2 separate regions of the Mus musculus genome follow, and region 2 is linked to region 1. Evidence: chromatin loops called from intact Hi-C (ENCODE). Cell type or tissue: heart. All regions are shown on one strand. Links, peaks and the distances in the headings refer to the core of each region. The heading gives the core; the rest is flanking DNA. Region 1 overlaps Slc9a1 (solute carrier family 9 (sodium/hydrogen exchanger), member 1). Region 2 holds the start of Slc9a1 (solute carrier family 9 (sodium/hydrogen exchanger), member 1).

What was found. A loop is a pair of places that touch in the nucleus more often than their neighbours do. Peaks named below come from ENCODE experiments on the same cell type or tissue, not always from the same donor. Only the 100,000 strongest peaks of a DNase experiment are listed, where the experiment ranks them.
Region 2: it touches region 1 in a loop (4-fold over the local background); 10 of 42 quality-filtered maps call a loop at or near these places.

What each region holds. Positions count from the first base shown.
Region 1 is chr4:133,412,734-133,427,517 of GRCm38, reverse strand. Slc9a1 (solute carrier family 9 (sodium/hydrogen exchanger), member 1) reads right to left here. Exons shown (of 12, transcript NM_016981.3): 3 at 11,967-12,217; 4 at 11,020-11,237; 5 at 9,416-9,618; 6 at 7,975-8,064; 7 at 7,523-7,593; 8 at 7,243-7,416; 9 at 6,899-7,013; 10 at 6,631-6,732; 11 at 5,944-6,016; 12 at 3,816-5,531. The coding sequence ends at 5,191. Among named protein-coding and RNA genes, the nearest start is that of 1700091J24Rik, 15 kb to the left of the region's middle. In heart, for the core only: CTCF peaks have their summits at 3,207 (motif pointing left), 4,065, 4,267 (motif pointing left) and 7,703 (motif pointing right); DNase peaks (open chromatin) are centred at 3,207, 4,187, 4,757, 7,687 and 1 weaker place; H3K27ac peaks cover 386 bases.
Region 2 is chr4:133,361,503-133,376,286 of GRCm38, reverse strand. Slc9a1 (solute carrier family 9 (sodium/hydrogen exchanger), member 1) reads right to left here and starts at 6,552. Exons shown (of 12, transcript NM_016981.3): 1 at 5,380-6,552. The coding sequence starts at 5,743. It overlaps Mir5122 (microRNA 5122), which reads right to left and starts at 6,511; the gene lies at 6,423-6,511. In heart, for the core only: a CTCF peak has its summit at 9,322 (motif pointing left); DNase peaks (open chromatin) are centred at 4,466, 5,436 and 6,526; H3K4me3 peaks cover 4,358 bases; H3K27ac peaks cover 4,177 bases.

The sequences.
Region 1 (14,784 bases), core at 2,799-10,798:
GAAACTGCACGAGCAGCTGCTTCAAATTCTCCTGGGGCCACACTCACTGCTGCAGCGATTCTCTCCGGCTCACACCTGAGTGTGTGTGTGTGTGTGTGTGTGTGTGTGAGGGGGCAGCATTATGTATATGCACATGTACTTAGGTGCCTGAGGCTAGAAAACAGTGTCAACATCCCTGGGGTTGGGGGTACCGGTATGGGTGCTGTGAACCAACCTCTCTGGTCTTCTGCAAGAAAAGGAAGAACACTTAATTGAGCCATATCTATAACATCCTCCTGCCCAGCGTGCAGAACCCTTGGTGATGGGGGCTGGAGAGATGGCGCAGTGGCTATGAGCACTGACTTCAGAGGTCTTGCTCTGGCCCATAGGTTCTTTATTTGTTTCTGATTATGGACGGTTGTGAGCCACCATGTGGTTGCCGGCTTTTAAACTTATGACCTCCGGAAGAACAGTCAGTGCTCTTAGCCACTGAGCCCTCTCACCAGCCCAAAAAATAATTCTTAAAACAAAACAAAACAACTTGGTGATTATATTAATTACAAAGGTATTTCAGACGATATTCAGGCTAATCTCCCTACCTTTTAAAAAACTTTCTGTGTGTCTGTGTGTCCGTATTAAATATGGGTGTGTGCAAGGAGGCCAGAGGCTCACACTGGGTGGTTTCCTTATCACCTTTTTATCACCTTCAAATTTTATGCTTCTTTTTTAATTAAAAAAAAAAAAGATTTATCTTTATTTGATGTTCATTGGTGTTTTGCCTGCATCTATGTCTGATGGAACCCCTGGACCTGGAGTTACAGACAGTTGTGAGCTGCTATGTGGGCTCTGGGAATTGAACCCTGGTCCTCTTGAAGAGCAGCCAGTGGTCTTAACTGCGGAGCCATCTCTGCAGTCCCTTAAAGCTTATCTTCATATTGATATTTATTCAGATTTTTAAAATTATAGTTAGTACATCCTTGTGTGTGCGTGCACATGCATGCCACAGGACACATTTCCTGATCTTCCTGTCTTGACCTCCCTTCAGCGAGATTACAGTAGCACACTTCTGGGCCAGCTCTTCGTGTGGATGCTGGGCTCTGGAACACAACAGAGGACTACTTGTTAGGAAATCAGTTCTCAATGGGGGTGACCTTAGCTGTGACTCACAGCACTGGGGACATGGAACCTGAAGAGGCCACTTCCTGTAGCCAGGCAGGAACCCCAGTGGAGCGATAGGGACACCAACCCACCCACAAAACTTTCAACCCACAATTTACAAGAACTGCAGGGAGGGGGGATGGAGCGGAGACTGAGGGAACGGCCAACCAGTCACTGGCCCAACTTGAGACCCATCCCATGGGCAAGCACCAATCCCTGACACTATTAATGATCCTCTGTTATACTTGTAGACAGGAGCCTAGCACGGCTGTCCTTTGAGAGCCCCCCCCACCCCCACCCCAGCAGCTGACTCAGATGGATGCAGAGACCACAGCCAAACAGTGGATGGAGCTCAGGGACTCCTTTGGAAGAATCGGTAGAAGGATTAGGTCCCCCAAGGGGACTGAAATTCCACAGGAAGACCAACACAGTCAACTAACCTGGACCCCTGGGGCTCTCAGAGACTGAACTACCAAAGAGCACACACATACACACACAGGCTGGACCTAGGCCTCCCTGCTCATATGTAGCAGATGTGCAGTTTGGTCTTCATGTGGGTCCTGAACAACTGAAGTGCGGGCAATCCCAAAAGCTGTTGCCTGTACGTAGGTAGGTAGATATGTTCTAGCTGGGCTGCCTGGTCTGGCCTCAGTGGGAGAGGATGAACCTAGCCTCACAGAGATGTGCCAGGGTGGGGGTATGCCCAGGGGGCCCCCACCTGCTAAAGAGGAGAAGGAGAGGGAGGACAGGGATAGGGTTGTGGAATTGGGGGTGGGGGTGGGGGACAGTGAGCAGAATGTAAAGTGAATAAATAAAAAGAAAGAAAATCAAATTTCTTCTTCCACCATGTGAGCCCCATGGATCAAACTCAAGCCATCAGGCTTGGTGACAAATGCCCTTACCACTAAGCCGTCACCAGTATTCTGCTTTTCGTTATTAGTTAGATTCTCACCATTCTTCACTATTAGGGTCTCACTCTGGCTGTCCTAGAACTCACTGTGTAGACCAGGCTGGCCTTACACTCAGGTCCTCCTGCCTCTGCCTCCCAAGTGCTGGGGTTAAGGGTGAGCCCCACCGCATCTCGCTCCCCCATGTCCACTTTCTGGGAGAGGGACTCTTGCTGAGCAGAGCTTGCTGACTCGGCTGAAATGGCTGCCTAGCAAGGCCCCGGGCGGGCTCCTGCCGTCATCTCTGCCTCCCCGGCACTGAGCCTACAGCAGCACCCCCCTAGGTCAGCTCTCACTGAATGCTGGGCCTCTGAACCCAAGCACGCACACTAACTAGTCAGGAGGCTTTAAAAGGAGAGGGCTCCGCAGGTGAAGCGCCTGCTGTTGCAAGTGTTAGGCCCTGAGCTCTGCTTTTAGTCCCTCGATTTGTGGTCATGCTGGATTCTGTATGTGGTTTCCCCAAAAGGCAGGAAGAGGGTCAAGGGCATCGGCTACAGGACAATCTGGTTGGGTTATCAGAAGGAAACTAAGCCCTCCTATTCAACGGGGACAGGCAGAAAGACGGGTTGGAATCAGGCAAGAATTATTTTATTGTATGTATATGTAAATGCCTGTATGCAGTTATGTGCATGTGTGTGCAGTGGTTAACCACTGAGCCATCCCAGTCAGGAAAATCTGAATGAAAATTCTAACCCACAGGGAGCAGTGCCATTATCTGTGGCCACAGCCATGGTGGGACAACACCTTCCAGAGGCACAGCCTTCACCCTTTCAGCTCTAAAGCTTTTTATTATTGCTATCTTTGAGATAGAGCGCCCATGGAACCCCCAGGTTGGCCCCAAAGAACCCTCCTACTTCTGCCTCCGAGGGGGACTGGGCAGAAGCCCTGTGCTCTTGCTGAGGAGTAGGGGTCACTGGTCCTCATCCAACATTGCCCATACCCTTTGAGTGTTCCAGCTGTTTCCTGCTGGGACATCAATACAGGAATGCACAGTGTGGTTCTCGCCTATAATTCTTTTGCCATGGCCCAATTCAGATATCCTAAGACAAGTCAGCTCTGAGTCCAGGTCCCAGGCTGGGCAGAGCCTCTTAGACAGTACTGAGACTTCACTGCCCTCTGGTGGTCTGGTACTGGAATTGCACCTCAGTTCCCATCTCTTCTTTATACAGGGACCCCTTCTTCCAACAGGGAAGTCTCTAATTCCCAGGTGAGGACACAGCTTAGAGACTTTGTACTGCCCTTAGACCCCCAACCATAAACTACAAGGTTTGTCCTTCCCTCCTACGTTACTGAGTCAGACACGCTGGCTCATTAAACATCGACCTAATTAAGGAAAATGGAGGAATTCCAAAGGAGGGATGTCCCATAGTGGGCTTTCTCAGGCCTGCACGTGTTAGGACTGTTATATTTGGATGTATCTGATCCCTTCTCCGACTGGCCTCTGCAGGTGGCAGTTGGGCATGCCATAGTCAGGAGTCTTCCTGACAGCACCTGCCTACTATGCTCACCATTCACAAACTAGGGGTTTTCCGACTGTGTGACCACCGAGGCTTTTTAGCACCAAGCTGCGGCCCCAGCACATGGAGAGACATATCACAGTGTAACTCCAGCATCTGCACACTGGACCACACAGCAGCTGGTGGTAACAATGTTTCTGTTTCAGTCTTTGAGTTGAGTTCCTCTGACGCCCTCCTTCCTGAAGTCCCCCAGGCCCAGGAAGCAGCCCTGGACTCTTATCAAAAACTCACATTGATTTATTAGAATATGAAAAAGGTTCAGTTTCCTTTGTACAGGCGGCAGAGCGGCAGCAGCTGCGGTGGCTTTGTACATGGTTGTCGATGTCACCCTGCCTGGCAACTCCTGCCCAAAACAGCACTTGCATGGAGAGGAGACAGCTGGGCCATGCACCCATGGCCCCATCCCCTGGGAGGGACCCTCTGACTATTATTGCACGATCCTGGGGAGGGAGTGCCCAGGGGTTGGGCAGATACCCATGGGCTTGGCCCCAGCCATGGTGGCGGTAGGGAGTGTGTGCCTGTGAGCAAAGGCCTCTAGGGGGTCCAGTACTTTCTACTCTACAGAATGCAGGAAAGAGAGTGGTCCAGATAAGGGGTGGTGGTAGAACTGGCCAACAGAAGTAAAAGCAGGCCCAAGAGCAAAGGAGGTACCAGGAGGCCCCCTGCTGGTGAGCTTGAGTCATGACAGGTTGGGCCACATCAGAATCGGTGCTGTGGGCAAGGGCCCCCAGCAGCAGAGGTTCCATTTAAGGGACGGTGTTAGACACGAGGAAGGACGAGGGGGAAAGGGCAGAGCTCTGACTGGCATGGGGGACTCAAAGGGTCTGAAAACAAGAGTGCCTCTGTGCAAACAGAATCATACTTACAGTGAGGTGCAAATAAGCCAAGTGTAAGTAGAGGACACTTTCCAGCGCCTCGGACAGTCCCTCCCGTGTAAGCCCCACTAAGGCCCAGTGGTCCTCATCACCCCAATCATGTCACTGTCGAATGTGCCCCAGCGCCCAGCAGAGAAGCTCAGAGACGCCCTCAGCCCGCAGCTCTGAGTAAGGACAGCTCGGGTGGTGGCCAGAGCACCGAGGCTAGCGGGAGAACCGTGGCGCTGCCGTGGGCAGCTCTGCTATGGGTCACGGGTCTGTTTCCCAGCCACAGGCCTGCTGTCCTCTGATACAGGGGCCCAGTCACGGCCACGGAAGGCTCAGCTCCCTCCTTTCCTGCTGGGACCACAGTGGAGCCAGTGGCTCTTTGGTTAGAAATGATGATCAAGGATGGAGAGTTGGTCTGGATGAGGAGGGGCTGGAGGGAAGGAGGGCCTTGAGGAGCCCTGGTTCCACTATGGGAGAGCCTGGATCTAGAGATGGGGCGGGGCCTGCCTCAGCAGCCCAGCCGTCCGCCAAATGGATGGATTGGGAAGGCAGTTCTGTAGGAGAGGACCCTTCCCAGGAGGCAGGGGCAAGCCGTGCTGCAGTGGGGGCTGTGGGCCCAGCTGCCATGCGGAGGAAGGGGGCAGAGCCAATCCAGGTCAGGAGACAAGAGGAGCGCCCAGCCCCCACTCTCGTGGGAGAGTCTGTGGGACACCCACTAGCCTGGCTCTACTGTCCTTTGGGGATGAAAGGCTCTCCCTCCCCAGGCTCAGGGTGGGGGCCTGGGTCACTGAGGCAGCGTTGTATTCTCTGGGAGCTGGGGCTGTCACTTGATCCAGGGGTGAAGACGTCGTCGGTGCCTGGGGATGAGGGCTCCTTGCTCCGAATCATGATGATGCCGTCCTCATCTTCCTCCTCCTCCTCCGGAGTCACCCTGGGACCCCGGTTTAGCCCTAGGACCTTGCCCTTCAACTCCTCGTTCACCAGGTCCACAGACTCAGGGGACTGTGGGGAGGCCGGGTCAATGGTGATGACAGGCAGGTCTGCCTTGGGTTCATAGGCCAGTGGGTCTGTGGATTGAGAGCATAGACAGGTTCTGTCCCTGAGCCCTGATGGGATGGCCACACCTCAACAGCCCTCAGCCTGTGCTAGTGTCCCTCAGACCTTCCAATGAAGGCAATCATGTCTCTGGGATCCACAGTTTCCTGAGTGACCGCTCTGTTACCAGATGCTCTTCCCCCTGGACAAGGACTCCCACTGCCTCTCCATCCCTGCCATGGTGCTCTGTGTCACAGCTCCATCACAGTCCCCATCCTGAACCCAGGCAGTCCCTTTGTGCCCGGGTTTGACAGGTAGGCTATGCTGCCCTCTCTGTTAACACACCCAGCCCTCTAGATACAAATGAAGCTCCTGGGGAAAAACTAACTTCCCGTTGCCTCTCTGAGGCCTGTCCCGCCTGAGGGCCCTTCTTTAGCTCTTTACCTGAGCCTATGCGGGCCCGAGACAGGGTGGGCGAGTCCAGCTTGTGGGCCGGTACTGTCAGGTAGTTGGTGATCTGACAGAGAGAGAGGACAGGTTGAGTGGACGGTGGGCTGGCAGAAGTCCTCTGCCAGACACGCAGGCAGCAGGCTCTCACTGAGAGTGTGCTGGCCACCCACACCGGCGCTTCAGGGCCTTCCAGGGCCTTGTCCCAGGCTCCCAGAAAGCCGTGCTAGCTTTCTGAGAATCTCAGACACATCGATTCTTCTCTAGCTTTGCCTCCACCCCACACCTGATCCCCAAGGTTTCAGATTAAAACAAAAATAGAACAATAACAATAAAAACAAAAACCAACCCAGGCAGCATACCTAAGTCCTGTGCACCCTGGGTGTCGCAAACCCAGCGCACCGAGACTGAGCTCAGCGCCTTGCTTTTCAGCACACGGTGCTCCTTCTTGGCCACGCTGGACCTCTACCTCCCCAGTGGCCCCACTTCAAACTGGTAACCCAGTCACCACGTCTTACTAGTGTCCCTTCCTGTGTCCCTCACGCTCACTCCTTTCTCTTTCCCCGACAGTCACTCCTCTAGGATAAAGCCCAAACTCTTACCCCGTTAACAAACCTCCCTGTCTGTTTCTAAAGTAGCTCGGTGCGTGCCCGAAGAGGAGCTGGACAGAGCCCGGCAACGCACCTTCTGCTCCAGCTGCCGGGCCTTCTGCCTCCGGAGCAGCATCTGGTTCCAGGCTTCCTCGTAGGGGTCGGCCACCAGCGTGTGTCTGTTATAGGACCGCAGCTGAGGGGGGAACAGCCATCAGAGCAGGAGAGGGCTCAGAATCCAGGCTGGGAGGCCAGAGCCAGAGAGGCTCTGGCGGTGTGGGAGGCAGGAGAAGGGCGGAGGAGGTGCCGAGGGTGCACACAGGAGAGAAGCTAAGGAGGGCCAGGCTGAGACGGGACCTCACCCGTTGCCGGGTTTTCTGCAGATTGCTCCTCAAGATTTTGCGGATCTCTTCCTCCTTGTCCTTGGACAGTGCTGGCAAGATGCGGTCTGAAGTCACAGCCTTGGGGTGGATGTTCCTGGGACAACAGAACACAGGTTAGGTCTCTCTTTGACAGCACAAGGCCATGCTGGGGTCAAAAGCCCAGGGGTGGGTTGCCAATGTCCCAAGTCCTTAGAATGGCCGCAAGGACCTCAAGCCCAACTTGACCAGCTAGGCAACAGCGTAGCCCTGGAGTCCATCTCAGGCTAGGCTGAGGGAGCTAGCATGGGGTAGAGATGCTGCCCAGATCTGCCAGTGGTACTCACTGCATAGAGACAGTGGAGACAGCAGATGGGATCTTGCCCATGCCTCCGCTCTCCACCAGCTCAATGGCCTGCTTCATCTCCATCTTGTGGTAGAAGGCAATGAGCTGGGGCTCTTTGGAGCGCTCTCCTGCTATCAGGCACTTCTTCACATACTTCTTATTAAAACGGTTGAGCCTGTGGGACGAGGGAGACGGAGGGGGCTAGTTCCTAGGCACGAGGACGTTCCCCAAGGACCCTTAAATGTCCTTCCCACCCTCCTGCCCACCAGACCTTCACCTACTTGTCCTTCCAGTGATGGTGGCCATAATGACCACAGATGTCCTCGATGCCTGTCAGAAGGTGGTCCAGGAACTGAAATGGGCCCAGGGCCAGGTCAAGCCTTACTGCTGGCCTCCTTCCCCACTCCACCCACCTTTTCCCCAACTATGGCTCCGCTTAGCCTGCCCCCTACAGTTCCAGGAAGAGCCAGGAGGTGGCGCCTTCCCGTTACTCCTCCTGAAGCCCAGGCCACACTCTGGTGAGTCCCCTTCTCAGAACCCACTTGAACCTAATGACAGAGCCTCCTGGGCTCCCAAGCGCTCACACCACACTGTCCCTTCAGCTAGAGCCTGGAAGGGGGCCCAAGGGGCCAAGACAACCTGGCACTGAGATAAGGGAAGGCGGGCTTAAGGCCCAGCTCTGCCTCGGCTCCACAAACCTCTGCAACCCAAGGCCCAGCCCAGCCCCCGGTACCTGTGTGTGGATCTCCTCGTTGATGGAGCGCTTTGTTTCTTGCTTTTTCTTCACGGCCAACAGGTCGACCAGGGGCCGAATGGTCATGCCCTGGAGGGCAGGTGGGTGTCAGACAATCTGGTTCTGCTCTCCTGACAGAGAGGTGGAGGAACCACCCTTCTCCTCGAAGGCCCCCCACCCCCAGGCAAGGAGGGTCTCCCCTTTGAGGTTCTCAGTCTCCCTACCTCAGCATGCAAAGCAAGGCAGGCCTTTAAAGGCCACTTCTTCCTGATAGGTCAGCCAGTGGACCAAGCCTCACTGCTGGGGTCAGGCCCTGTAGACGGAGCCCCTCTGCCCTGCCTCCGTCAGACTCTCCACGATTGACTAGTATCTGTGCCTCAGTATCTGCACTATCCCTGAGAGATGCTCCCAGCCTCACTGCTGGGGTCAGGCCCTGTAGACGGAGCCCCTCTGCCCTGCCTCCGTCAGACTCTCCACGATTGACTAGTATCTGTGCCTCAGTATCTGCACTATCCCTGAGAGATGCTCCCATTTTACAGCTGTGGAAACTGAGTGGCAGCGGGGCTGAGTGATTCCCTATGGCCCCACAGAAGCAGCAGACCCCGAGTCAGGCTGGCTGGGTCACCGTGATGGTACTGTCACCCATGGAACACCCACAGCAAAGCTGAGGGGAAGCAGGGTTTCTGAGGATAGCGCAGGAGGGCATGGAGGAGCTCTCTCCTGCAAAAGGACAGGAACTGCACCCCCTTCCAAGAGGTCTCCCCATGTCTTTTCTCATGAGAAGGCAGAGGTGTGTCGCACCTCACACCATGAGTGCTTGTGCCCAGGGTGGGAGGTAGAGGATGGGAGAGAAACAGAGGCCCAACAGCCTCTCACCTGCTCTGGGCCAGTCAGCCGAGGGTCAGCAGTATGCACTATCACACACAGGCCTCCCTCGTGGACAGCTAGAGACAGGGCGGAAGCCTGCTAAGCCTGGGTCATTTAAAGCCCAGAAGTCATGGGCCAGCAGGCTGTAGGGGCTGTAACCAGCTAGCCCCGACTCCTCACTGCAGACAGGCACGCCTTCCCAGGAAACAGCTAGTAGAACGTTAGGCTGAGTCCAGGCCTTCCTGACTCAGGAGACTGTCCGGCCGCCTATGCTGAACTGCTGCAGATGCTAAACCATGATGCCACTCAGCCCTACCATGATGGGGCAGTAGATCTTGGGCCTGCCGGCTGCTACCCACGTCACTCCAGTGGCTCTTACTCAAGTTGGGCAACATTCGTCACTTCATATACTGATTGACTTCTCATTGTCACAGCTGAGAACTGAGGCCTCAAAGGGGGACGGCTTGCCCAAAGTCATGCGGCAAGCTAGTGACAGCATGCCCACAGCCTTTTTTTTTTCTACCACAAAAGTCGGGGCCCCCAGGCAGGGGTCTGCCCACCCCAGGCCCAGCACCTGCACAAAGACGGTGAAAAAGATGACGGTGATGATGGCGGTGAGGAACAGGTCACACATGGGGAAGTGCTTCTTGTCCAGGAGGTAGCCCAGCGAGAAGGCGATGGCCCCTCGCAGGCCCCCATAGGCAATGATGAACTGGTCCTTGGGGGTCAGCTTGACAATGCGGAACTTGTTGATGAACCAGGTCAGGACCAGGACACCTGCCAGGGAGCAGGCGGAGGAGAGGTCAGGCGGTCCAGGAAGCTCCTCCCACTACGTCCAACCGTCCAACCAGCTCACTCGGTTCCTGGGTCCCGCAGCCCAGGAACTCCAGCTCACTCATCCAAAACCTTGGTAGGTCTTTAAAGGGTTCCTCAACCTGCATTTGTTCTGAATATCCCAGAGGCCTTCACGGGGTACAGGTCAAGGGACTGGAGGAAACAATCCTGGTACTGAGTTTGAACTTATTAAAACAGGTGGGAAATAATTACCCTATTGTCTCTACTTTTCTAGAGACTGGGAATTGTTCATAGTGAACCACTGTTTCGAAGTGTAGGCTGTGAGGAGGGATGCAGAGAGTGCTTGCCCTGGATCTGGGCAGTTCACAGCTGAGATCCCAGCACTTGGGAGGCTGAGGCAAAAGAATCACCAAGAGTTCTAGGCCAGCCTGATCTGTATAGTAAGATCCCGTCACAAACAACTAACAACCCTAAACAAACAAACAAACAAACCTTAAAAACTGTGGATGGGGGAACATACGGTGGACCTCTGGCTCCTAAGTGCACGTGTGCGGAAAAGGGAGTAAGATAGAGAATGCAGCAGCGGCCTGGCCATGGAGGCCAGGAGAATCTAGCACAAGGGCAGAGCCCACAGACCCGATTCCATGGGTGACACTAGCCTGGTAGCTTTGGACACGTGCGCCATGACAACAGAACACTTGGCTCAGGGTTCCAGGCTGGGTTGAGGACCTGAGAGCCACCAGGCTTTTGGAGAGTCTAGAGGCCCTTCACCATAACTTTCTGCGACAGTGTCTGCGGAGCCTCCACGTGAGCAGGAGGCAGGCATGCGGCTTCTCCCTAATGCTCTCAAATGGTGTCAGCGTTGCAGAGAAGCAATGGGAGCACCCAGAGCCATTCAGAAGGGACAGGGACAGGGACATACTGCACTCTACATATCTCACCAGCCCCTCCATATGCTATACTACAGACACCCCGACACACTGTACTAGACACCCGCACTTAGTTCCTCCACACACTGTACTATAGAGACCCCACAGGCCAGCCCCTCAATACACCGTAGTGGGCACTCAGCCTATCCTCTCTACATATGATATGATACCATACAATACAGCCCAGCTCTTAGACACATTACTACGTAGACACAAACAGTACTACACACAGACACAGTGCAGCTCTTAGAAACATCAACACACTTACAAACCCACAACCTAGCCCCACACTATATTACACATAGCTACTCCATAGCCCAGCTCCTCTCCCTACAGTCACGTGTATACTGTTTCTCTCTCTCTCTCTCTCTCTCTCTCTCTCTCTCTCTCTCTCTCTCTCTCTCTCTCCCTCTCTCTCTCTCTCTCCCCTCCCTGGCCTGGGCCTGGCCCTTACCCAGCACCCGGGCGATGAGGCAGAAGAGCAGGGTGCTGATGACGAAGGTCCAGTTCCACTGGTGGGAGCCGGCCACAGTGGAGACGCCGAGGAAGATGAAGATGAGGGTCTCACTGACGCTGCTCCACATCTTCAGGAAGTACTTGATGGTGGTGTGGGATTTGTGGGAGATGTTGGCCTCCACATAGGGGCGCATCACTACTCCTGAGGCGATGAGGCTTGGGGTGAAGAAGAACGGGGTGCAAGGTTACAGGCTGACAGTCCAGGCTGAGCAAGCACTAGCTCACTGGACAACTGTGAGGGCCAAACGCCCATGGTTTTCCCTTGATCCTCACACCAAGTACACAGGGCCAGCAAATTCAGACGAGACACGGGAGTTTTAGAAGAATTAAGTCACCTCCACTGTGCACACTGCGTCTGCCCCGACAGCCAGGGCCACACTCTGTGGTCTTTTGGGTTCACCCCTTCCCAGTATAAAGTTCCCAACACACAGGGTTCCTCTAGGGAGCTGTGCTGGCTCCTTCCCCGCTTCCCAGAGTCCCCGGTCTAGGTTGGCCTGCACACTTCTACTTTCCTTGTGCCTCACTGACTCTTCTCAGGGGCCTCTGAGATTCAGGCGTGGAAGATGCCTGGTGAGCCCTTCTGGGGAGCCTTGTCGGCTTCCATCTTTAAGAAAATGGGAGGAAGTAGGACTGAGACCTAAGACTTCCAGCTCAGTTTCCTAGGGTAGTAGTAGATTCTGCCCATAATGTTCAGATTCCTGAATCCCAGGAGTCCAATGGAAGTGGCTTCTTATGGAAGGCCTCTAATGACCTGGGCCACGTCAGCGTCTACCATGCAAGCCTGGAGCCTCAGGTGCTGGGGCGCTCCTTCGTGACCACAGAGATCCGGAGACTCCATGGTAAGTAACTACCCCACCAAGCCCGTCACCTGCCACTCCGACTCACGCCATGATTCCGGACAGGTGGAAGAGCTCAGCTGACAGGTAAGCCATGTAGCTGTAGAGGAAGACGAAGAGCGGCTCGATGACCCGGATGTGAGAGGTAAATCGGGAGGTGAAAGCTGCGATTACCCCGTAGACCACGCCCACAAACACCCCACCGAGGGCCACCACGAAGAAGCTCAGGAAGCCGAGGAAGATGTCCGAGATGCCCACAGAGTCATAGCTGGCAAATTCCTCAAAGAGGTGATAGAGGACCTGGGGAGAGCACACAGGCTGGTAGGCAGGAGGGCAGGGCCCTGGCCCCATGGCTCCCTGACACTGTCCTTCCACAATTCACAACCATGGATTCAGACCTCAAGGCAGCTAAGTGCTAAGTGTGTAGAACCTAGCCTGGGGCTTACGGAGCGGCACGTGCTAGAGGAGCACACTGGGGGCCTGCAGCACCCCCTGCTGGTAATCAACATACACTCTTAAAGCTACAATCCTTTGCACACATGGCCTCATTTTCCCGTGCTTCAGTTTTCCACAAGGTGGGGGACAATTGGGGTGCTCACATCACAGGGCTGTCATAAGAACTAAGTAAAGCACTCAGCATGATTGGGACTCCCTGTGGTACTCTCCTTCAGCACAAGTTTAGACAGTAAACCAGGACAGGACCAGTCAATCTCTGAAAGTAACTGGGGCCAGGTCATATGTGACCTGGGATCCACCAAGTAGGACCGAGAAATCTCCATTTAAACAAGCTGCCTGGTTACAATGGGCAGCCAGGCTCACATGCTGTGGAGCTGGAGGCCCTGGAATGGGCCACAGCCTGCACATGGTGGGCACAATCTCTACTGGGATGCAGGTCAAGAACCTATGCCCTTGGTAGAGGGAGGCTCAGGCAGGCCCAAAACCTATTCCTTCAGTTTCTGAGGGACTGACTGGCACGGCTGCTCTCAGTCTAATCAAGTCTAGCCCTAGAGAGCTCTGCCAGAAACCAGCTTTGGGGGAGGGGAGATGTTCCAGGCCTGGAAAGAAGGGGCAACAGGCAGGAAAGAGTGAGAGGACAGAGCTGATGCCAGGCAGCTCAGGTGCAGCCTCACTGTCTGGGGCATTCACACCTGAACTAAGCTCTAGAAAAGGCCCAATTTGCCAGGCAATCGTAGCACACACCTTTAATCCTAGCAAGAGGTAGGCAAATCTCTGAGTTTGAAGCTGGCTTGGCCTACAGAGCTAGTTCCAGGAGAGTCAGGGCTACACACACACACACACACACACACACACACACACACACACACAGAAAACCAAACAAACAAAAATAAAAACAGAAAGAAAGAAGGAAAGGCCGGGCAGTGGTGGTGCATGCCTTTAATCCCAGCACTCAGGAGGCAGAGGCAAGCAGATCTCTGTGAGGGCAGCCTGGTCTACAGAGTGAATTCCAGGACAGCCAGGACAGCCGGGAGGGCGACACAGAGAAACCCTATCTTGGACAAAGGCCCACTATGGGCTGCAGAAAGGGTGGCTGCTAGGCACTGGCTAGGCACCAGTGGATCACAGCTTTCTGGGACCCAGGCTGGACCTCAGCAGCAGTGTGTTCCGCCATCGGCTAACCTCAGTCCAGCTTGGGGATGCTCATGAGTGACCACAGGCTATGCCATGAGTCACAGGAACGGTACTGAGGCTGGGTCCTCTTTTCTCGCTTGGAGCTATCGTCAGTGACATGATAATTGAAAAAGAAAAGCAATGTGGTGTAGGCCTGTGGGGGTCATGTGACCCCAGCAGTCACGTGAGCTCTTCAGCTAAGAACCTCCTGATGCCTCCACTTCAAGAGTGCCATCGTCCTGCTTGGTTTGTTTTGCAGGGGTCATCTTTCCACAAGCTAGAATCACCCAGGGAGAAGACCTACTCCTTCAGACTGCCTGTGGCCAATGCCATGGGGCATGTTCTTGATGAGGGAGAACCCAGCTCTGGCCAGGTGGTCCTGAGCAAGCTAATAAGCAACACTCCTCCAGGATTTCGGCTTCAGCTCCTACCTCCAGGTTCCTGCCTCGAGTTCCTGACTCCCCTCAGCGACGGCACATGACTTGACTGAAAGCTAAATCCACCCTTTCCTCCTCAGGCTGCTTCTGGTCATGGTGTTCTGCCACAGCAACAGAAACCATAACAAAGCTACAGAGTCACTGTGCAAACCAGATAGGGTAGCAGGCATCCAAACCGGGAGCGTCTGAGCATCAGCCACGTGACCAGCCCAGCGCTGCTCACGGTCAGGAGACTGCATAGATCTTATACACAGATGGAGTTATCAACTCCATGCAAGCACACCATTGTTTCCTGTACGTCAACCTGAATGCATAGCCAGACTCAGCTGGGGGATGGTTCAAATTAGGCACCCACACTTCAGGTGCACACGTACAAGCTGGATTCCAACAGGAATCCCAGGAAACCCCACCTGGCCTTTGGACAACAGCACTACCACTCGGTCACTTGAAGTCTGTCAAAGGAGGGGCCTGGAAGAGGAAGAATTTCTCACTTAAAGTCACAGGAAACCAAGTAGTCAGCTGGGTAGTCAGGCAGCGGTGATGCACACACCATTAGCCCCAACACTCAGGAGGCAAAGGCAGGCAGATCTCTGAGTTTGAGGCCAGCCTGGTCTCAGAAGGAAGTCCCAGGACAGCCACGGCTACACAGAGAAACACCGTCTTAAAACAAAAAAGCAAGAAACCAAAAACCAACCAACCAAACGAATGAACAAACAACAACAAAACCACACAGTCAGCCCAGACCTACTAATTTCACTTCCCACATCCTAGAGGTTTGGGGGGACCGAGTCCTTTTCATTT
Region 2 (14,784 bases), core at 2,406-10,405, 51 kb after region 1:
AGACTGCTAAGAGAGGTGCCAGGTAGGAAACTACCTGAGAACAAGGAACAGGCTCAGGCTACCACAGGATCTGTGTGCTTTCACACAGGCTCAGAGACTCTTAAGGACAGGCCCAAAGCCAGGCCCAAAACACCTATAGCTCTCTCTCAGGTAGGCACGCCCCTCGGATGGAGTCCTAGTGGACTGCAGAAGCAGGGGGGGGCTGGGCACCACTCCAAGCAGGGCAATGAGAGAGGTAGGCGATGCAGCTGCACCCCCTCCCCCAGGAGACTATGCCAAGCCGCCAACAGAAGATAAAGGGCAATTCACCATCGCACCGAAGAGAACCCCTGAGCCGTTTCCTCATCTACGGTACAGAGGGAGCCTTTATCTCACAAGACTTTGGTGGGGATTAAAAGATTACTTTTATAAAGTCCCTGACACTGCGCTGTAGATACTGGATAAATGGTAATTATTATTAGAACATACACCCCAATAACAGAAGCGATGGCATAGGGCAGGCTAGACAGAATGCCCAGGCTGTGGACAAACAGTATGGGGAGAAGGGTCAGGAGAGGAGAGAGCAGCAGGCTGAAGTGTGCTAAGAAAAGAACCCTAGATCTAGAATAGTCCCCAACGGTCCAATGGCACTATCGGGAAGTTGTGGGAATTTGAGAAGCCTAATAGGTCTTTATGTCTAATGGCATATCCTTGAAGGGAGGACAGTACCTCACTACATACTTCTGCCATCAGGTGTCACCTCATCGCTAGGCAAACAACAGGCCATGTAATCATGGCCCAGAGCCCCCAAAACTGTGAACCAAAATAAACGTTTCTCCTCATGCAGTGATTATATATGATATTTCTGGTATAGTAACCTAGATGAGTAACAGAGTGGGGGAAAGCTAATGAACTCTAAAAGCCACCAGTGAGCCAGGCACATGCACACACGCATGCACACGCACGCTCGCGCGCGCGCACACACAAACACACACACACACACACACACACACACACACACACACACACACACACACCCATCAATCTCTACCTCAGACTCAGAAGATGGAGATAGTATCCTCACTTCACTAACAAGGCAAGGCAAGTCCAGAGAAATGTACCAAAGGGAGCGTCAAGGACAGAGACCAAGGTGTCCACCAGGGCTTTCCTTAGAGCTGGGCTGCATGTGCCGGACTAGGCTGCCTGGGGCTGAGAGGAAAGGTGAACCTCAGGTGAGGAGCTGAATCAAGTCCAGGCCATATGAGCAGCCCAGGCCTCCAAGGCCCCTGCACAACTGGAAGCCCCTACCGCAGGCCTTCCCACGTGCTGGCTGACGTCCCTGAGAGCATCCCACAGTCAGGCAGCTGGTTTTCCCGGGAGGAAAAGGTATCCTTTTCTTTTTGGAGTGGCATCTGGGATAGAGACAGCTTCAAGGTGACCTTTAAGCTGTTTCTTTCCTTTTGAGAAGTAGAAAAGGTAGGTTTGGGTCCTGCTTTAACAGACCACCAGGCAGGGTCATGACTGCTTACATGAAGTGGGCAGAAACAATATCCTGTATCTCTCTGGGCTGTGGTGGTCCACACCTTTGGGAGGCAGAAGCAAGTGGATCTCTGAGTTCAAGGCCAGCCCAGTTTATAAAGCGAGTTCCAGGACAGCCAGAGCTACACAGAGAAACCCTATCTCAAAAAAATAAAAATAAAAATAAAAACAAACAAACAAACAAAAAGCCAACAACAACAATAAAAAACTATCTATCTATCCCTCTATAAACTAAACTTGTTCTAGGGAGGAAATAGCAGCATATACCAAAGACCAAAACTGAAATGTCATAAGATCTAAAGGGACAAAAGAAGCCTTTTTTGTCCCTAATCAGGAGACAAGATGAATACCTGCTTTATAGGAGGCTTCTGGGCCTTGCCAGGCATTCCAGGTCAGGAATATGGGCAAACACCAGGGGTGCTGCCAGTGGTGAGCTGGTTACAGGCGCTCTCCCTGAGTGAGAACATGCACTGCCTGAGAGTCAGGTGAACTGGGACAAAGCAGAATTCATGCGAGAGCCAAACCACAGTACAGGAAGGAGGCAGAGAATGGCCCAACCCCAAAGGGTTCAGGACAACTCTCAATTATTCATTTATTCATACATTTATTTATTATTTACTTATTTGAGACAGGGCCTCGTGTATCTCAGGCTGGCCTCAAACTCACTCTGTAACTGAGGGTGGCCAGCCTTGAGCTTCTGATCTTCCTGCCTCTACCTCCCAAGTCCTAAGCTTACTGACATCAACCGTCCTTTTTTTATGTGGTATATGGAATCAAACCCAGGGCCTCATGCATGGTGGGCAAGCACTCTACCAACTAAGCTACATGCCCAGCTCTGGTTCTCTCAATAATTTAAGTCCCTCTTAAACTACTAATTCTCCTCCCACCAAGAAGAGGAAAGAATCCTCGACTAAAAGAGAGAAACAGTGTCTGGAGAAGGGAGGTGATTTGCCTGAGGTCACCTCCCCAGTCCAGAGGCATCAATTACTCTAGAGCATTAACTCTTGCTTTGTCTCTCCCATGTCAATCTCCACAAGATCCTCCTTTGGATTTTGGCACACAACTAGGATGGGAAAGAAGACTGCACACTGCACTCTCTGTTCTTAGCTGAGGAGTACCGTGCGTGGCAAGGAGCTGCCACAGCAGAAGGGATGGGGGCTCCACCAAACCCCTACCCTCTCTGGGACAATGAGAAAACAGCCAAGACCCTGAAATAAAGTCTCTAGCTCTTGGACAGCAGACAGTGCAGAGTTCACTGCCCCAGCCCTCCAGCCTGTTATCAAGGCACCACCCCGAATCTTCCGACAACCACCAAAAGGAGGCAGCTCAAGAGAAAAGATAGGATAGGCCACACAGAGAAACCCTGACACACACAGACAGACAGACAGACAGAATAAGTCAGATAAACAGATCTGAAACCTTAAGGAAAGACAGACGGTGGACCAGGGCTAAGGAATAGTGAATAGCGTAGCGCTCCAATCTCAGAGAATATAGGAGGTAGGATTCTGCCGTAGGTGGCGGCTCCTCACCCTGCTCTCTCATGTGCAGCAAGCCAACTTTATGCACTGTATGCATCACACTGCTAGCACTCACACACTTTTGAACCTTGTACTTTGCGAATGTCCTCTACCTCTGAACTACACACCAGCCTGCACTTCTCATTTTCTGATAAAGAGGCTCAGAGAATGTGAACCGGTGGGTGGGTGGTGCATTCTACACAGCGACCTCACATCTAACCTTAACTCAAAGGCGCAGGTGGAGAGTGGAGTTTCATGGCTGCCATCTGCACAGCGCTTTGAGGTCCTTCGTCCCCATTCCCTCTACTCTTTAGCCCCAGAACGGCCAGGTGCCAAGGCCCCCATTTTCAGAAGCAGAAAAAACGCCTTTCCAAGCCAGACACACAGGCCTTTGGGATTGCATGGGGGATCAGATTCAGCCTCCCCATTTTACAGAAGGAAAACTGAGGTCCGAGTTTCAAAAGCTTAACCGGGGTTTCCAGAATCGGAGCAACAACAGAAATGTCAGACCTGGAAAGGATCCTGAAGATCAGCAGGCTAAGGAGACATGATTGGTCAAGGTCATGGGGGGAGGGGGGGAGGAGAACTCAGTTTCCTGACTGATATCCTTGCCGGCACCGTCTATGGTATCCAGTGGCCCAGGGTCTGTTGACAAAGCAGGTCAGGGCCAGCCAGCACACATTAGGACAAGAGCTATCAGGTCTGCAGGAACAAAGTTGGGACTTCCCAGAGTGGGGTCTTTCTGGTCATGCTAGTGTACTGACTAACAGCAGACACAGGTCTGCAGTGTGTGTGCCAGCTCCCAGGACTGGGACACCACGGGGCTGAGGGAGGTGTTAATTTACAGGCAGCACTTATGAAGTCTCTCCAGTCTCTCCCTCGCCTCCTACAGACAAATGACATATTATGGTCACTTCAGGGTCTTACAACAAATACAGACACACGGTGTCATGAGTCAATCGATATAGTCAAATAGCAATTCCGATGCTTATTTCACAAGAAAGACCTTCAGGAAGACACTCAGCTGTTCAAGGTCATGCATTTAGGTTTGAATCTGTATCCACGGTTCCCCTTGCTCAGACCTTGATTTTTTTTTCCCCCCCAGGAAGCTGGCTGCCATCAGGGTGTAGGTGCTGATGGCCCAGCTCCATGCCCTAACTCGGCCACTGTAACCACCTCAGCACCAAAGCCCCATACCAGGAAGCCAGCTCCTGGATCTATCAAAACAGAGGTACTGGTTAGTTCCTGCAGCATGCCACAGGGCCAGCCTCACACCAGTTTGGTGTCCTTGGGAAAAGAAGCTGCGAGACTTCCTGCCCAGAGTCTCTAACTCCTCAAAACCCAAATCTCAAGCAAAGAGGGAAGCAGAGAGAGACCCGGTGGCTCCCACTTTCAGTTCGCTGAAAGTGGGCTGGAAAACTTAAGGTAGCTTGAAAAGCCCCCTAGATACCATCTCCAGGAACTTCTGGGCTATGCAGCCTCGGGAGAACCCCACCAATCACCCAGCAGAACAGGGTGCTCAGGCTGGGCAGGAACCCCAACCCTTGGAGAAGGAACAGCATTTTCATGTCATTCTTCCAAAAAGAATATTTTAAAATCTCTTTAGACCCAGCTCTTCTCTATCTCTTTGCCTTCAATGGGTGGTCCCCGTCTCTAGTCAGTTGGGTACAAACCTGAACCAAACCTCAACCTCCTCTACTTTCTTGCCATCCCCAAATGGCTGGCTGTAGCCATTCCTATGAACTGGATAACGGTTGGCATTTCTGGACTGGGACCTGACTCAGGGGCTTCTGACTGGCCTTGGCAGGCAAAGCTGAGAGGTATCACTCTGGGGATGAAGGTAAATAAGTCTCTGGGGATCCCTGTGTTCTACCACACACCTAAGTGCCTTGTACCTAGTTCCTTACTCTACGCAAAATCCTTAGACAGGCCAAGTCCTAAAACACCCTTTCACAAAGAATGTAATAAATCCGTACTGATTCCTGTTGACAGGACAGAAAGGGCCACTTGCTAAAGGATATTCCTGTCTTACACATAGCTAAGCACCTGCCTCCTCTCTAGGTCCCATCCCAGCTGTAGGAGACCAGCCAAGCCTTGGCAGCTTTTCTGAAACCAATATCAGAAGCATCCCATCTCGTGCACGCTCCTGACCCTCCCTCCTGCTACATAATGCCAGCTCACAGGCCAGAGCTGGAGTTTAAGGACCAACAAAAAGGAGGGAGAGGCTGCCCGCCCGCGTTGCAGAAGTGGTTCATTCAGAGCCTGAGAAGCAGAACCTGGTAACAAGTGGGGCAAGAAGCTCACCTATCTGGTGGTGGCAGCAACAGCACCATCATGCACTTACCTATCTTCATGAGGCAGGCCAGGAGAATCCAGAGGGAGATCTCAAAGGGTGTGCGCACGTGAGGGTAGTCAATGTCCAGGACTGGGAAGGCCTTCCGAGATGGCTTACCGCCATGTTCAATGATTAAGTTGGTCAAATTGTGGTCATCTGGGCGATGGAGAGGCTCTGATGGTGCCGTGGTGACATCCCCAATTGAGCGTTCCCGGGGTGGTTCAGAACCTCTGATGGTGCTGGCAGTAGGGCTGTGCTGGAGGCCGTGGCTCCTGAGAACAGGTAGCAGTCCCACCAAGGCAACCACCACCAGCAAGGAGGGGAAGATCCGAGGTGGATGAAATCCCCAGACGCCGGACCACCGAAGCATCATACTGATCCCCCAGCCTAGGAGGCCTCAGCCCTTAGCGAAGTGCGTGTAAGACCTGGGACATAGGTAGCAAGGAGTCCTGCAGATGGGGTGAGACTGGGGCAATCTCTAGGAAAAGTTCATGTTTTAGAGAAGTATTTTCGTTTTCTAGAGATTCACAATCTCAAAGTCCAAACTGCAAAAAGGGGTTAAGTACCTTGGAGGGACTAAGGAGGAAACCGAAAGGATCTAGAACTTCAGGCTGAGAGAAGGAAATCGGGGAAACTGCGTCCTGAAGAGAGGGGAAGGGCCGGATAGGCTGGACCACGGGCAAGGGAAAGGAGGAAGAAGGATAGGACCTTTGGCTAAGGAAAATCACCAGGGTGCTGGAACTCGGCTAAAGGGGAGGGGTAAGGAGCCTGGGCTAAAGACGGAAAAGGGTGAGACCCACTCCGCAGGGAAAGGCGAGAGAAGGCTGGAAGGCCAGCCTGGGATAAAGGAGTATAGCAGGAAAAAGGCTGGGGCTTTCCCACCCACAGGAGAGCCAGGGTCCAGCCGCGCCGGGCTGAGATTCCGGGGAAATGGAGGGAGGCGGAAGACAGAGGCAGACGGCCTGGCGGGAAGGTGCCTCGGCGCAGGCTGGAGGCGGCTCGCAGTGAGCCAGCAGCAACACACCCCTCCTTAAGACCCCGGTGCAGAGCTGTGTTCCACCCCGGCCCAGCGGCAGCTCCTTCGGTCAGCTCCAGCTCCACTTCCAGACCTGACACAGCCCCGGGTCCCGCGGTAGCGGACTGATGCCTCGCTGAGCACAGCGCAGCCATTTATAGGCACCAACGAGTAGCAGGCGCAGCAAGCTAGAGAGACCTGTCAGCGCCCGCGCGGTGCAGCGGCCCCTGTCGCCCAGGGAAGGAAGTGTCACGTAAGAAGAGGAAGCCGAGACCTAAATTGGAAAAAAAAAAAAAAAAAAAAAAGTACAATCTAACACGAGTGACATACTGTACTATCTACAAAGTGTTTTCTTGTTAGCATGTGACTTTGAACAAGTTATTTAGCCTCTCTGTTTCACAGCTTTCTCAACTGTAAGGTGGAGATGGATAGCTATAACAAAAGGATAACAAGATGGTTAAATGAGGTGATCTATGAGAAATGTTTAGAATGAAAGGGATGGGATCGTGGTTCAGAGGTAGAGTGCTTGTCTACCATTGGTTCCTATGCCCAGTGTCACAAAATAAAGTTAAATGAATGAATGAAATGGGCTAGAAATCTGCACTCTGTATGTTCCCAAGCATTGACCTGTGCTGAGGACCGTGTGAGCTGAAATCCGTTCCTGCATCCCAGCCACAGGTGCTTTGATGGCAATGTATTGGCTTCCCTTGACTGTGGCGGCATAACCCCAGCCTCCCTGTATCCGTCTTTAGGTCCAAATTTCCCCCTTTAAAAGGACTCCAAGCAAATTGAATTAGGAATTGGCCCTAATGGCGTACCTTACCTTGATCAACTTCAAAAACCCAATCTGAGCCACGAACGGTGGGAAACTGTAATTCCAGCATTTGGGAAACTAAAGAAAGAGGAATTTTTAACTCAACGTCAGCTTGTGTAACAAAGTGAGTTCTAGACCAGGCTGAGGTCAGTAGGGAGACCCTGTCTCAAAGAGATTTAAAACAACAACAACAACAACAAAACCCCTCATCTAAATAAAGCCACATTCTCGGGCACTGAGGGGTGGGCAGGGGTAGGACTTCAGCTTCTTTTGAAAGGGCGTGTTTCAACTCATAACAGTAGTGAAACAACCAAAAAGTAAGAGGCTGGGTATTGTTTTTGTCTGTCTGTCTATCTGTCTGTCTGTCTGTCTGGTTTAAAGAGAAAAGAAGGATTTTTATTATCTGCAGACAGAAAACAGCTTCCAGAAGGGGCATGTTCTGTTTTGTGCGAAAGGCTACATTCTTACAATGTAGCCCAGCTGGCTTCTAATTTTTGGCAATCCTCCTGCCTCTCCCTCTCAAGTGGGATTACTGGTATGCACCACCACACACAGCCGGAACTGGAATTTGAATGAATGATATTGATTAGAGTTCAGAAAGGTCGAGACATTGTGTCTACATGGTGCAATCATGAGAACTCTTCCCCCCCCCCTCAGAAGTAGGATCTGAACACAGAACCCTGTGCGTGCTAGGTAAGCACACCACCGCTGAGCCCAGACTGAGAAGTTTTTAAATCATTTCAAATGCCATCCTGTTTCATGGAAAGGTTAATTAAAGCCGAGAAATCCAAGGTGATTTGTTCAAGGGGCTGTTAGAGGGGTTTGTTTTCGTTTGACAAATCTCTTCAGAACTTTCTTGACAAGGATTTCTGCTGAGCTAGGGACATAGGCATGAGGCGTGGAGTGGGACTGTGAATGGTGATTAGGGTCAGCTCCAGAGCTCAAGGTGAGCTTCCCAGCTCTGGGAGTGTCCTGTTCCTTCACTGGGTGGTCCATACCCAGTTACTCAGAGGCAGTTATGTTGTGGGAGTTCACCATGCCTTCAGAGTTTGTGTACTTTCCATCTGGAAAAAGGTGTTTTCAAGTAACAAGAGTGTGATATGACAACCAAGTGTAAAACATTTCTGACTTTTCTGAACCTTGCCACGTTTTTCCAGGAATAGATTCAGACACTGGGAGGTGACCGGAAAAAAAAAAAAAGAAAAAGAAAGAAAGAAAGAAAGAAAGAAAGAAAGAAAGAAAGAAAGAAAGAAAGAAAGAAAGAAAGAAAGAAGAAAAGAAAAGAAAAGAAAGAAAGAAAGAAAGAAAGAAAGAAAGAAAGAAAGAAAGAAAGAGAAGATTCAGAAACAGACCTGGAAAGATGCTTTAGTGGCTAAGGACCATCATTCAAATAAATCCCCAGCTCTCAGAGTTAAAAGAAAAGAACAAGAAAGCCAAGTATGCCCACATACCTTTAACCCTCGTACCTTGGAGAATGGAGACAAAAAAGATTGCTAGGGCTTGCTGCCCACCAGCCTGGCTCCAGGTTCAGTGAGAGACTCCATCTTGAGAGACTAAGGAAAGGTCACAGGAAACATGATTCCTAGTTTGGCGTCTGCCTGTACAAGGCTGATGCACTTGCACACAACACAACACACTATGCATATACCATACCCATACACACATGAGGGGTGTGTTATGGGATTCGGAGACTATCATGGAGCAGCTGTCCTAGCATGAGCAACACCCCGGGTTCGATCCCCAACACTTTAAGACAATACTGAGAACAGATGAAAGACAAACAGTAGCTCCAATGGAGGTGAGAAAAGGGAATGACTTCTAGGTCACAGATCAGAACAAGCCAGGCTTGCCATCTGGCATTGAGATGAGACTTCTCAGGAGACTGAGTCAAGAGGATGGAAAGTTCAAACCCTGCAAGGTCTACAGAGTGAGCTCAAAGCTAGCATGATCAACTTTGGAGAGCTTGCCTCAAAATAAAATGATATAAAAGATAATGCAGGACTGGGCTCAGAGGTTAAGAGCACTGACTGCTCTTCCAGAGGTCCTGAGTTCAATTCCCAGCAACCACATGGATGGCTCACAACCATCTGTAATGGGATCTGATGCCCTCTTCTGGTGAGTCTAAAGACAGCGACAGTGTACTCATATACATAAAATAAATACATAAATCTATAATATTAATAATAATGATAATAAAATAAGGTGGTGGGAACATAGCTCAGCACTGGAGTGCTTGCCTAGCATATAAAATGCACTGTGTTCCGTTCTCAATAACTAAAACCCCAGAGGATCAGAATCAACAATGCCTTGTGGAGTCACTGAGAACTGAAAACCAACTGCTATGCCGTATAACAGAGAATCAGGATGCAGTAGTGATTATTCCCATTCTCACTTGACAGATAAAGCACCAAGGTTTGGATTCTTGAAGCTGTTTGCCTAAGATCACATAGCTGTGGGGAAGCAGTGCTAACATTTAAAGCCAGGCTTTAATCTACACTGCAGACTCAGTACGGATTACTAAAGGGAGAGGAAGGGCAGGGCTAGTGTAGGCACTTTACTCCCAAGCCTTGAGGCCACTGGCAGTCACTGGTGTTCCCCACCCCCACCCCACCCCCTCCAGCCCTCAGTAAGTCTTTGGTGCCAGCTCCAGAGAGAACAGATCGGAGAAGAACCAGGAAATACCACCCCTGGTGGAGGTCCTACAGGACATGGAGAAGGTTATAAAAACTTAACAGTATCAGGAAATAATCCTAGCTTGTAGCTAGGGCACAGTCCCAGGAGGCTTCAGGGCTGCCTAACACAGATGGCCACTGTCTAGACCCTGTCCCAGCACCACCACAGGCGTGAGACCTGGAGTAATCAGTCTCTGTTCCAAGTTCTTCCACCATAAAGCAACAGGGCCAACCTTGTGGTGCTGTAGTCAGAATATTAGGGAATGTACATAAATAAAGCTTTAGAGCAGCGCCCAGCAGGCACCACCTGAATTTGTCATTGTCAACCTTTCTTGCGGGTATCTTGAAGTCTTAAACTTAGACTTTCATGTCTGTTTGGGTTTGTTTTGATACCGTGTCATAATCACTTGTAAATTTATACTCCTGCCTTCCTCTATCTCTCTTCTTTTAAAGATTTATTTATTTTATGTATATGACTACACTGTGGCTGTCTTCAGACACACCAGAAGAGGGCATCAGATCCCATTACAGATGGTTGTGAGCCACCATGTGGTTGTTGGGAATTGAACTCAGGACCTCTGGAAGAGAAACCAGTGTTCTTAACCAACTGAGCCATCTCTTCAGGCCTCCTGCCTTCCTCTCAAATACTGGCTTTCAAACTAAATAACTGAAATGACCTTGAAATTGCAATTTCACACACACACACACACACACAGAGAGAGAGAGAGAGAGAGAGAGAGAGAGAGAGAGAGAGAGAGACACGAATGCTAGGCTCACATGTATGCACCACTGTGTTTGACTTTGATTTTTTTTTTTTTTTTTTTGAGCTAGGACTTCTCTAAGGTAGCCCAAGTTAATATCAAACTTATGGTCCTCCTGCCTCAACCTTCTGAGTGTTCATATTACAGGTGAAGCCTTGATTCAAGGACCCTTTGAATTGGCCCACAAAGTCACAGAGATGATGGATAGGCTAGAAAGAAGAGCCCTGCACAGATTGGTTCCATCACTGCAGCCTCGTGCTTTGAATCTAATACTTCTAAATAAGCTTTATCTTGTTAAAGACCATCCATTTAGCTGGGTGATGGCGGCTCATACCTTTAATCCCAGCACTTGGGAGACAGAGACAGGTAGGTCTCTGAGTTCTGAGTTCAAGGCTAGCCTGGTCTAGGCTACACAGAGAAACCCTGTCTCAGAAAGAAAGAAAGAAAGAAAGAAAGAAAGAAAGAAAGAAAGAAAGAAAGAAAGAAAGAAAGACAGACAGACAGACAGACAGACAGAAAGAAAGAAAGAAAGAAAGAAAGAAAGAAAGAAAGAAAGAAAGAAAGAAGCCGGGCGTGGTGGCGCACGCCTTTAATCCCAGCACTTGGGAGGCAGAGGCAGGCGGATTTCTGAGTTCGAGGCCAGCCTGGTCTACAAAGTGAGTTCCAGTACAGCCAGGGCTATACATACAGAGAAACCCTGTCTCGAAAAGCCAAAAAAAAAAAAAAAAAAAAAAAAAGAATTTAAAAAAAAAAAGAAAAAAAGAAAGAAGAAAGAAAGAAAAGAAAAGACAAAAGAAAAAAAGATTCTGTTAAAATGTCCAATAGGACAGTTTACCTAGCTTGCACAAGACTCTTGGTTCAGTCCTAGCACCACAATTATATAAACTGCTGTATTTGTTTTTTTAAAAATCCTCACTTGTCAGCACTTGGGAGGCAGAGGCAGGCAGATTTCTGAGTTCGAGGCTAGCCTGGTCTACAGAGTGAGTTCCAGGACAGCCTGGGTTACACAGAGAAACCCTGTCTCGAAAAAACAAAAAACAAACAAACAAAATCCTCACTTGTTATCATAGCATTGCTCTTGACTCAGAAGAAGTGTCTATAGGCCTTTCCTGTGTGCACTGTGCGCTATTTCTTCCTGCACAGGACACATCTGCTACCTAAAGCACACACTGAATCCTCTCCCTACAAATGCTGTGAGTCCTATGGAATTGCTAGCTGGGGCATTGCCTTAGATAACAATGTATGGTGCTGACAAAGGATCCACTCGACCGCTGTGCATCACGGGTAACTCATGTTTGCTTCTGACTCTCAGTGCGTTAGTATAGATGCATGTATCTCTCAAATGGATGATGTCATATTGTCAGCCTTGTAGGATGCTTGCAAAAACTAAAAGGAGGCTGAGGCAGGAGGCTTTTCATGGGTTCGAAGCCAGCCTAGTTAACATATAGTAAGACACTATATTACAAATAGATCAAGAGGGAACAAGGAGGGCTGGAGGACTGGCTATGTGGTTAAGAGTCAATGCTGCTCTTGCATAGGACCCCGGTTTGATTCCCAGCCCCGTGCCTGGTCACTCACAACTGTCTGTAGATCTAGCTCTAAGAGATTCAGTGTGTTTTTTCAGACTCCAAGGGTACCTGCTCTCACACTCTAATGCACACACCTACACACAAACACACACATATACACATATTTTTTTTTTCCTTTTTTAAGACAGGGCTTCTCCCTGTAGTCCTGGCTGTCCTGGAAATTGCTCTGGAGACCAGGCTGGCCTTGAACTCAGAGATATACCTGCCTCTGCCTCCCTGATGCTGGGATTAAATGCATGTGCCACCATTGCCTGGCTGATATAATTTTCTTACACACATACACACACACACACACACACACACACACACACACACACACAAAATTGGGGTTACAGATATACACAATACCGTGCCTGGCTTTTACATGCCTGGCTTTTACACGGATGCTGAAACCTGAATGAAGGTCACAGCAAACATGTTATCCACTGAACTGTTGCAGGATATTTGATCACACTGTGAACCCTGAAATTGTGCTATTTACTGAAAAACCCTGTTTCTAGTTGTGGTGTGGCTCAGCCCTTAGCACACACCTTTAATCCCAAACAATGAAGGTACAGTTAGTTTATAGAAGGAAGCATCCTTGTTTGAAAGTGTTGTCTAATTGAGTGACAGACAAAGTAAGGAATCAGAGAAAGATTTGACAAAATAGGACCCACCTATCTCACCTCAGGAGAGAGAAAAGGGAAGCTACCTGAGGGGCACTGCAGAGCAAGGAGAGGAAACAATTTTACCAGGACAGTTGTACAAAGGCAGGCTGCAGAGAGCACAAGCTAGACAACAGGTGAAGACAGAACGAGCCAAAGAATGAGAAGGAACCAGAAGCCTGGCAGTGGTGGCACATACCATCAATCCCAGCACTTGGGAGGCAGAGGCAGGCAGATTTCTGAGTTCGAGGCCAGCCTGGTCTACAAAGTGAGTTCCAGGATAGCCAGGGCAACACAGAGAAACCTTGTTTCGAAAACTAAAAAACTGAAAAAAAGAGAGAGAGAGAGAGAGAGAAGGAACCAGAAGATTAGAACAGATTGCCAAAAGTTAGTATGAGGCCAAGAGAGAGAAGCCAGATTGGATCAGCCAGTTTGGAGAGGAGTTCCAGCCAGAACAGCTGAGTTGAACAAGCCAGCTAGAGCTCAGAAAGGACAAAAATGGTGAGCTTATTCAGCAGTAAGTCTCAGGCTGAAAACATTCTAGGCCTAGATAAGATTGTAAGGAGGCTGGAAGTTTCCAGCGCTAGGCCTTAGTTAACAGACTGAGACAGTAAGCCTCAGAAACAACAATTACTACAGGAGAAAAAAAACTACTTTTTTTTAAAAAGTTAATATTTAAACCTGTGTTCACTCTTTTTTTAAAAAAAGATTTATTTATTATTATATCTAAGTACACTATAGCTGTCTTCAGACGCACCAGAAGAAGACATGAGATTTCATTACAGATGGTTGTGAGCCAAAATGTGGTTGCTGGGATTTGAACTCGGGACCTTGAGAAGAGCAGTCAGTGCTCTTACCAGCTGGGCCATCTCTCCAGTCCCTAAAAACTTTTACACTGAGCCAACACCCCAGGCTCTTGTGCCACTTTTTTGTTTGTTTGTTTTTCGAGACAGGGTTTCTCTGTGTAGCCCTGGCTGTCCTGGAACTCACTTTGTAGACCAGGCTGGCCTCCAACTCAGAAATCCGCCTGCCTCTGCCTCCCCAGTGCTGGGATTAAAGGTGTGAGCCACCACTGCCCGGCTTGTGCCACATTTTTAAGTGGACAACGAAAATGTTCAGTTTTAAATTTCTTTCATTATGAAAATGTTTATCTTAAAAAAGAAGAAGGAGAAGAAGAAGAAGGAGGAGGAGGAGGAGGAGGAGGAGGAGGAGGAAAAGAAGCAGCAGCAGCCATGTGTAGTTGGGCATGCCTAGCATTAAGGAGACAGAGGCATGGAGATCTCTGTCTGAGTTCAGGCCAGCCTGGTCAACAGAGCTGTTTGGGGGGGGGGGTTTCCTCTTAAATGCAAGTCATTGCTGGGTCAAGCCCCGCCCCCAGGTCCCCAAAAGTAAAATGTTGCCAAAGAAGTCCTAATATATTGTAAATATTCATTAAAAAAAATTTTTTTTGAGAGAGGGTCTTACTCCATAAGTCAAACTGGCCTAGAGCTCACTATATAGTCCAGACAGGTAACACTTTATGGCAATCCTCCAGTCTCAGTCTCCTGAGTGCTCATATGAATAGCTTTTATTTTCTCAAAAGAGTTTCCCATTTTTATTTGTTCAGCCTTGAGAGCAAATGTCTAGTGTGTGTGTATGGGGATGAGTGTGGGCGCTGTGACATGATAGGAAGTCAGGCACAACTTCGGGGGTCAGATCTTCCCTTGCCCCTTTATGGGTTCCTAGGTTGAACTTGAGTTTCCAGGCAAGAGCCTCTAACCATGAAGTCATCTCACCAGCCCTACTAATTATTTTTGGTTTTGAGATAAGTGAGCTACATTCCCCCCCCCAATTATTATATTTTTAATGACAGCACAATTAGAACTTCCTGGGTGGTGCAATGGAGAAACGGCTGGGCTAGGAGGCTCAAGTTCTCCTGC